2 separate regions of the Homo sapiens genome follow, and region 1 is linked to region 2. Evidence: read pairs that join two places in POLR2A ChIA-PET (ENCODE). Cell type or tissue: endothelial cell of umbilical vein. All regions are shown on one strand. Links, peaks and the distances in the headings refer to the core of each region. The heading gives the core; the rest is flanking DNA.

Evidence for each region. Peaks named below come from ENCODE experiments on the same cell type or tissue, not always from the same donor. Only the 100,000 strongest peaks of a DNase experiment are listed, where the experiment ranks them.
Region 1: POLR2A ChIA-PET joins it to region 2 with 5 read pairs; 1 of 35 experiments calls an interaction of 5 or more read pairs at or near these places.

Annotation. Positions count from the first base shown.
Region 1 is chr3:63,901,470-63,905,873 of GRCh38, forward strand. The region is part of intron 2 of ATXN7 (ataxin 7); the gene reads left to right. Among named protein-coding and RNA genes, the nearest start is that of ATXN7, 40 kb to the left of the region's middle. In endothelial cell of umbilical vein, for the core only: no CTCF peak of the experiment used is centred there; a DNase peak (open chromatin) is centred at 2,062.
Region 2 is chr3:65,125,348-65,129,751 of GRCh38, forward strand. No RefSeq gene overlaps it. Among named protein-coding and RNA genes, the nearest start is that of LINC02040, 47 kb to the right of the region's middle. In endothelial cell of umbilical vein, for the core only: no CTCF peak of the experiment used is centred there; a DNase peak (open chromatin) is centred at 1,874.

The DNA.
Region 1 (4,404 bases), core at 253-4,252, 1.2 Mb before region 2:
TTTTAAGATTCCACATATAAGTGAGATTGTGTGCTGTTTGTCTTTCTGGGCCTGGCTGATTTCACTTAACATAATATCCTCCAGGTTCATCTATGTTGCTGCAAATGACAGGAGTTCTCTTTAAAAAAAAACAAAAATAGAGATAGGGGTCTCGCTATGTGTCCTAGGCTAGTCTGGAACTCCTGAACCCTGGCCTCAAGTGTTTCTCCCACCTTGGCCTTCCCTCCAGAGTGCTTGGATTACAGTTGTGAGCTACCATATCTGGCTGGATTGCCTTCTTTTTAAAGATTGAATAGTATTCCATTGTGTGTGTGTATAACACAGTGGAATATTATTTAGCCATAAAAAAGAAGGAAGTATTGATAACATGTTCCAACATGGATAAACCTTGAAAATGTTTTATTAAATGAAGGAAACCAAACACAAAGACCACATATTATGTGGTTTCATTTAATATTCAGAATAGGCAAATCCATAGAGACAGAAAGCAGATGTGGTTTTCGGGGGTTGGGGAGGGAATGTGGGCAGTGATTGCTTGATGAATACAGGGTTTCCTTTTGGAGTGATGAAAATGTTCTGGAACTAGATAGTAATGTTGGTTGTACTACACTGTGAATGTACTAAATGTCATCAAATTGCACACTTAAAATGGTTAAAGGCCAGTTGCAGTGGCTCATACCTGTAAATCCAGCACTTAGGGAGGGCGAAGCAGAAAGACTACTTGAGTCCAGGAGTTTGAGACCAGCCTGGGCAACATTTGAAACCCCGTCTCTATAAAAAAAGTACAAAAATTAGCTAGCCGTGGTGGCATGCGCTTGTAGTCTCAGCTACTTGGGAGCTGAGGTGAGAGGATCACTGGAGTCTTGGAGGTTGAGGGTGCAGTGAGCCGTGATTGCACCAGCTGGATTGCACTTGAGCCTGGGCAACAGAGCGAGACCCTGTCTCAAAGTAAATAAATAATAAAATGGTGAAAATGGTGAATTTCAGTTATGTGAGTTGTATTTAAAAAATAATGGCATTTAGAAAGACTTTCAGAAATGTGTACTTTATGTCTTGGACATGAGAAGGTGGTTTAGCTAGAGTGGAGTCTTTGTAAGGGGGAGCGGTGGATGCTAAGGGTGGGAAAAGGTTTGGCTAGATATTGAAAGATATTGACTGGCTAAGGAGTTTAGCAGCTATAAATATAGCACCATATACTCCATGAGGAAGAAGGAAACTCAAGAGAGGTTGGTGCTCTGGGAATCCCAGCTAAAGATGAAGTTTCAAGCAAAGGAAGTGACTTGTAGTTTTATCAGTCCATGCCGTTGCCACTCACCTAACAGAGTTTTGTGACAATCTCACAAAAGTTTCAATATTAGTTTAGAGTTTCTTCTTCAAAAAAAAATCTTTATAAAAGGATAATCATCTTTTAAAATAATCATCCTGAATATAAAACTATGTTGATAAAAAATCTAAACATTATATAAATATATATGCTAATAAAAAGTTCCTTTAAGTTTAAAGAATTAAAGCATCTTTAATTCTTTAACTCCTTGCTTCTCATATGGTAAATCTAGAGTTATCTAGATTGTTTTTTGCATAGACTTATCATCATCATCATCATCATCATCATCACCACTTTTTCACAAAAATAGGCACATGTGGGCCGGGCACGGTGGCTCACGCCTGTAATTCCGGCACTTTGGGAGGCCGAGGCGGGAGGATCACGAGGTCAGGAGATTGAGACTATCCTGGCTAACATGGTGAAACCCCGTCTCTATTAAAAATACAAAAAAATTAGCCGAGCTTGGGCCTGTAGTCCCACCTACCCCGGAGGCTGAGGCAGGAGAATGGCGTGAACTCAGGAGGTGGAGCTTGCAGTGAGCCAAGATTGCGCCACTGCACTCCAGCCTGGGCAACAGAGCAAGACTCCGTCTCAAAAAAAAAAAAAAAAAAAAAAAGGCACATATGATTCATAGTATTTTTTGCATGTTTCTTTAGAAAATGTTTATCTTGGCTGTCATTGCACTTCTTTCGTTTGGACCATTACATTATATGCTATTTTATTTGTAAAAACAAACAAAAAGTTGAAAAGTAACGGCCACATACCTCTATTAGAGAATGAATTGTTATAAAATGTGAAAGTAGCTAACACACTGAGCACTTAATATGTGCCAGGCACTATTCTGAACATATTAATTTATTGACTCTTCATAAGCTGATGAGGTAGATATTATTGTTATCTTCCTTTTGCAGAGGAGCTAACTGAGGTACAGATGAAAAAATTATCCTGCCAACGTCCAGAGTTAGGTGGTGGCAGAGATGGGTTCCAGGACCAGCTTCATCTCCAACTCATGTTCCTATGAGGAATGCTGTGGCTGGTGGTGTCAGATTTTACTTAGGATTTTTTCAAGATAAGTCAATCTGGAATTTTTTGTGAAATTTTCCAAGTTTTAATGTTGGCTTAAAAAATAGCTTTATTGAGATGTAATTCAAATGCCATAAATTTACCCCTTTAAACTGTACATTTAATGGTTTTTAGTGTATTCACAGTATTGATTGTATAACTGTTTCTTCTATCTAGGTCAAAAACATTTTTAGCACCCACATTGGAGACCCCATCGCATTCCTAAGCAGTCACTCTCCATCTTCTCTTCCTTCAGCCTCTGGAAACCACTAATCTGCTCTCTGTCTGTATGGATTTGCCTATTCTGGCTAATTCACCTAAATGAAATCAAATAATATGTGACCTATTTGTCTTCTTTCATTTAGCATAATGTTTTTAAGATTTATTCATGTTGGAGCATGTATCAGTGCTTCATTTTATGGCTGAATAATTTTTTTTTTTTTTTTTGAGATGGAGTCTCACTCTGTTGCCCAGGCTGGAGTGCAGTGGCACAATCTTGGCTCACCACAAGCCCCCCCCACTCCCCCGCCAGGTTCAAGCGATTCTCCTGCCTCAGCCTCCCAGGCAGCTGGGATTATAGGCGTGCACCACCATGCCCAGCTAATTTTTTTGTGTTTTCAGGAGAGATGGGTTTCACTATCTTGGCCAGGCTGGTCTTGAACTCCTGACCTCGTGATTTGCCTGGCTTGGCCTCCCAAAGTGCTGGGATTATAGGTGTGAGCCACTGCACCTGGCAATAATATTCTTTGTAGAGATATATCACAATTTGTTTATTCATTTGTTGATGTACATATGGGTTGTTTCCACCTTTTGGCTTTTAGGAATTACACTGCTAATGAATATTAGTGCTCAGGTATCTGAGTCTCTGCTTTCAGTTCTTTTGAGTGTATACCTAGAAGTGGAATTGCTGGATCATATGCTAATTCTGTGTTTAACCTTTTAAGTAACTACCACTGTTTTCCACAATGGCTGCACTGTTTTACATTCCTGCCAGCAATGTATGAGGATTCCAGTTTTTTCATATCCTTGCTAACACTCTTCATTTTCTGTTCTTTTGTTGTTGTTTATTACAGCCATCCTAGTGGGTGAGAGGTGGTATCTCTGATTTAGATTTGCATTTCCCTAATGACTAATGATATTGACCTTCTTTTTTTGTTGTTGTTGTTAATTTACTGGGCTGCGTTCTTTCTTTTCTACATTCTAGTTCAAGTCCCTTATCAGATAAATGATTTGCAAAAATGTGTAGGTTCTGTGGGTTTTCATTTTCTTGATGGCATCCTTTGAAGCACAGAAGTTTAATTTTGATGAAGTTCAATTTACCCATTTGGCTCTGTTTTCATTCTTTTTTAATTTAATTTAATTTAATTTTTTTTTGAGACGGAGTCTTATTCTGTCGCCAGACTGGAGTGCAGTGGCACAATCTGGGCTCACTGCAACCTCTGACTCCCTAGTTCAAGAGATTCTCCTGCCTCAGCCGCCTGAGTAGCTGGGATTACAGGCACGTGCCACCACGCCCAGCTAATTATTGTATTTACAGTAAAGACGGGGTTTCACCATGTTGGCCAGGATGGTCTCGATCTCCTGACCTCGTGATCTGCCTGCCTCGGCCTCCCAAAGTGCTGGGATTACAAGTGTGAGCCACCGCACCCGGCCTTGGCTCTGTTTTTAAAAAGAAATACCTGGTAAGTCAGATTCCAACCCACTAATTGCCCGCTTGTGATTGCTGCTTTGCTGCCACTGCCCCAGAAACCATTTGGAAAAATCCTCATGCTTTTTGAAAATACCGGTTTTCTGAAGAGATGGAGCAAGCTCTGGAAGGCAGGAAAGGCAGATTTCTCACCAGGAGCAATTTTGTTTTGGTTCCCCTTTTCTACTCCTGAAGTTCCTTCACTTAGAACACCTTGATGTAGACGTGGGGGCATAGTAGGAAGTGGACAGAGGATCAAGGTCTCCAGGTCTTGAAAATTTTATGTTTATCAAAAGAGAATATTGGTTAAAATAAAAGATTAAATTGGTGA
Region 2 (4,404 bases), core at 158-4,157:
TTACAAGAAAAAAACAAACAACCCCATCAAAAAGTGGGTGAAGGATATGAACAGACACTTCTCAAAAGAAGACATTTATGCAGCCAACAGACACATGAAAAAATGCTCATTATCACTGGCCATCAGAGAAATGCAAATCAAAACCACAATGAGATACCATCTCACAGCAGTTAGAATGGCAATCATTAAAAAGTCAGGGAACAACAGATGCTGGAGAGGATGTGGAGAAATAGGAACACTTTTACACTGTCGGTGGGACTGTAAACTAGTTCAACCATTGTGGAAGTCAGTGTGGTGATTCCTCAGGGATCTAGAACTAGAAACACCATTTGACCCAGCCACCCCATTACTGGGTATATACCCAAAGGATTATAAATCATGCTGCTATAAAGACACATGCACACGTATGTTTATTGCGGCACTATTCACAATAGCAAAGACTTGGAACCAACCCAAATGTCCAACAATGATAGACTGGATTAAGAAAATGTGGCATATATACACCATGGAATACTATGCAGCCATAAAAAATGATGAGTTCGTGTCCTTTGTAGGGACATGGATGAAGCTGGAAACCGTCATTCTCAGCAAACTATCGCAAGGACAAAAAACCAAACACAGAATGTTCTCACTCACAGGTGGGAATTGAACAATGAGAACACATGGACACAGGAAGGGGAACATCATACTCCGGGGCCTGTTGTGGGGTGTGGGGAGAGGGGAGGGATAGCATTAGGAGATATACGTAATGTAAATGACGAGTTAATAGGTGCAGCACACCAACATGGCACATGTATATATATGTAACAAACCTGCACACGTTGTGCACATGTACCCTAAAACTTAAAGTATAATAATAATAAAAAAAAGAAAAAAAAACAGATTGAGTTGGTAGTGGATTCCTAGAGCTCTGTGTTTAGAAGGCTATCTTTTTCCTTAACAGGAAAGAGTGCCAAAATCATCAGGTCTTATTTCTACAGGAACAGGAACTTGAACAAGGACACAAGTTACCTTTCTCCAATCTGTTCCTTCATGTGTTTTCTATTGACAGGCTTCATCTTGAACACATACTTCACTCCATCACTTGCTAGACTCTCTTAACCAAATATTTTGCTCCCATTTTTTTCAGCTTACCTCTACATGAGGGGCTAGACCATGGAGTGTCCCTTCAACCTCAACTGACCTGTGATATGGCTCATGATACGGCTTATTCGTTATGTTCCAGTTTCCAGGCTAATTCTGTAAGTACTTTGTTTTAGAGTAAGACTAAGTGAGAATGTCATAATGAATTATGCTTTTGGAATAATATGTTTACATTTTAACTCAAGTTGTGGCCTTTAAGAGGCATGATGAATAAACTTTCTCACACACATCTGCACTCACTGACTTTGGTGGCTTATTGCATCATACGCAAATGGCCAGGCCCACTTTATGATCTCAGCTCAGGAATGGCATGCTTACTTTCTGTGCTCATGAAAACAATCATCAAAAAGTCTGGTTACCTCAAGATTAAGGTGCTACAAAAAAATGAGCTATCAACCTGTGCACAGAATGGGCCAGCATCTTGTGAGCATACAAAAGAGATCTGGGTTGCAATTTCTACCATAGTACAATTTGCCCATTTAAACTAGCTCAACGTTCCCCATTAATTACTCATGGACATTTCAGCTCTTTTGAAAATTAGTAACAAAGAAACACAGCTTAAGAAATAAACTACCTATACAAAAATAACCTAGGAGGAAAGAGAGAGTCACATGTGGCAAATAAACATTTGTAATCGGTACTATAAATCATGAAACAGATTAATTATCCAGAAACATACAAAATCATCCTCTAAATTGTTCTCCTAATGTACCAGCTCTCCACTGACTCATTACTAAATTATTTGCTAGTGAATGAATTTTCTTTTCTTCAAACGCTTTTTGAGCTGGGAGAAGTTGGCACAGACAAAATGCTTTCTGCCAGGGGTGAGGTTATATCCCCACAACCCTGAATCAACTGGTTATAAAAATCAAAGAATTCTGCTGAACCACAAGGAAGTTTTCTCTTGTGGTTATCGGCCATTTATTTTGCCACATCTTCATTACCATTCTGAAATAAAATTCACAGATAATATAACCTACTGACATGTAATTTAAATAAACAAACATTTTCCTTCCTAATATATAGGAAGGAAAAAAGAAAGTCACTTATTATAATATGCATTTAATATTTGCATGTTTGGGCTCTAAACTGGAAATCGTAATAAAGCAGTCAGATGATTTCATCTGTAACAGAAAAACAAAAGCTACAGATATTCTCCAATCCTTGGAGCAACCAAAATTGCATCCATGTATTTGCTATACAACTCCTAGAGAGAGGTGATTTCACTGAGACCCACAATTTCCACAACACTAAATGGTTGGTTTGATAGCCTCTTTTTGATATATATTTTTTTCAGGCTGAATTCATTATTGGTCTGACTAGTGGTGTCATAGCCATTGATGAGACCTTGAGACCACACACCCTAAGTTTTTACATCTCTGCTTTTATTTTTACTTTTTAGAACTAGCATCTTGCTCTGTCACCCAGGCTGGAGTTCAGCAGCGTGATATGGCTCACTGCAGCTTCAAACTCCTGGCTTCAAGCAATTCTCCCATCTCAGCCTCCCAAGTAGCCAGGACTACAGGCATGTGCCACCATACTTACCTAATTTTTTAAATTTTTATGGAAATAGAGTCTCACTTTGTTGCCCAGGCTGGTCTCAAACTCCTGGCCTCAAGCGATCCTCCGACCTCAGCCTCCCGAAGCACTGTGATTACAGACATAAGCCACTGTGCCTAGCCTCACCTCTGTTTCTAAGTATAATTCTCTGAAAGTCCAATTCTAATGAAATAAACATAGAAACCTGCCAGTCCCATGGCCTGCCACATGACTGTACCTTTAGAGAAAAATGGCAAAAATTTAAGGAAAAAAACTGCCCACTCCACACACATACTGAGATTTGTCTTTTAGGCAGAAGTTATAAGGTTTTCTCTACTCCCCTTGAGATGGGGTGCTGAAACTCCAAAAGACATTTACCTTGTGATATCTGAATCAGGAGAGCAGCTTGCTCGTGTCCACACATGATCAGTATCATTCTTGAGCTTCCACGCTGGATTCCGTTTCTCACCGGGGAGAAAAGTAAACTTCTCCTTATCTGGCCTGTGAAATGGGAACCCGAGGTGGGGGAATGCCCTCACCTGTTGTGAAAGGGGATGAGTAAGTTCTCTTTTTTACTGCTTAATGCTTCTAAGAGAAAGAGGCATACATTTATTCCCTCTGGGTTGTCCTTCTTAAGTTACCCTGGAACAAAAGTCAGTTTGAATTTCTCTTCTGGTGAATCACAGAGATAAAACGAAAACAGTGAAAGCAGTTCAAAACGTCAACAGTATGCTTCCCCCTTAGCTGTAGACCTGTGATGAGATATCATAATTGCTATCGGTATCATTGATGTTTTGCATTCCTATACCATTGTAGAATTGTCATTGTACATTCTATACACACGATCCTACTTGATCCTTTACAGCAAGGGAAATAAAAAAGTCAGTGTTATTAACATCATTTTAAAGATGATGACACTGAGGCTGAGAGAAAGGAAATTTGTCTAAATTCCCATGGTTAACAAGTGGCAGTTCAAAGAGAAGGATTCATGTATTGGGCTAAGAATACCTTGCTCTTGTTATTCCACCGCTGATTTACCAGAAGATACCCCTTTGCCCCTTGGATAATTTGCCCCCTGAAGACAATAGATCATTTCCGTGATTGGCCCTCAAGTAGGCAATGGCTAAAAATAATATCGTAAACCAAGTTCTATACTTTCGATATTGGGAGAACAGGACAAGGACACACATGGGTAATGTCAAGACCCAAGTTCACACAAAGCATATTTCAAGAGAATTAGTCACTGTCTCAAAGTGTTGCCTGCGTTAGAAAAATTACTGTCTCTAGTTCAAGACCCAAGTTCACACAAAGCATATTTCAAGAGAATTAGTCACTGTCTCAAAGTGTTGCCTGCGTTAGAAAAATTATTGTCTCTAGTTTTTAGACTCCACCATCTTCAATGTAGGAGTTTTACTCCAGGATAACTCTCCTCATGGTCACAAGATGGCTGCCCAAACAGCTCCAGGATTCCTACGGGGATGAAACAAGTTGTGGCAAGAAAGAGACAATCTATTCCTGAGTTTAAGAGTGAAGTAGAATTTTCTTCTGGAAAAATTGTAAGAAGTCCCCCAGCCAGTCACACTATTTTCATCGGCCACAGCTAGGCCTTATGCCCACCCTTAAAATAATTTACTAGCAAGAGGAATTACTCAGTTGGCTGAAACACATCAAACTAACCCTTTGGCTGGAGAGAGGGTCCTCTTCACTGAATGGAGATAGGAA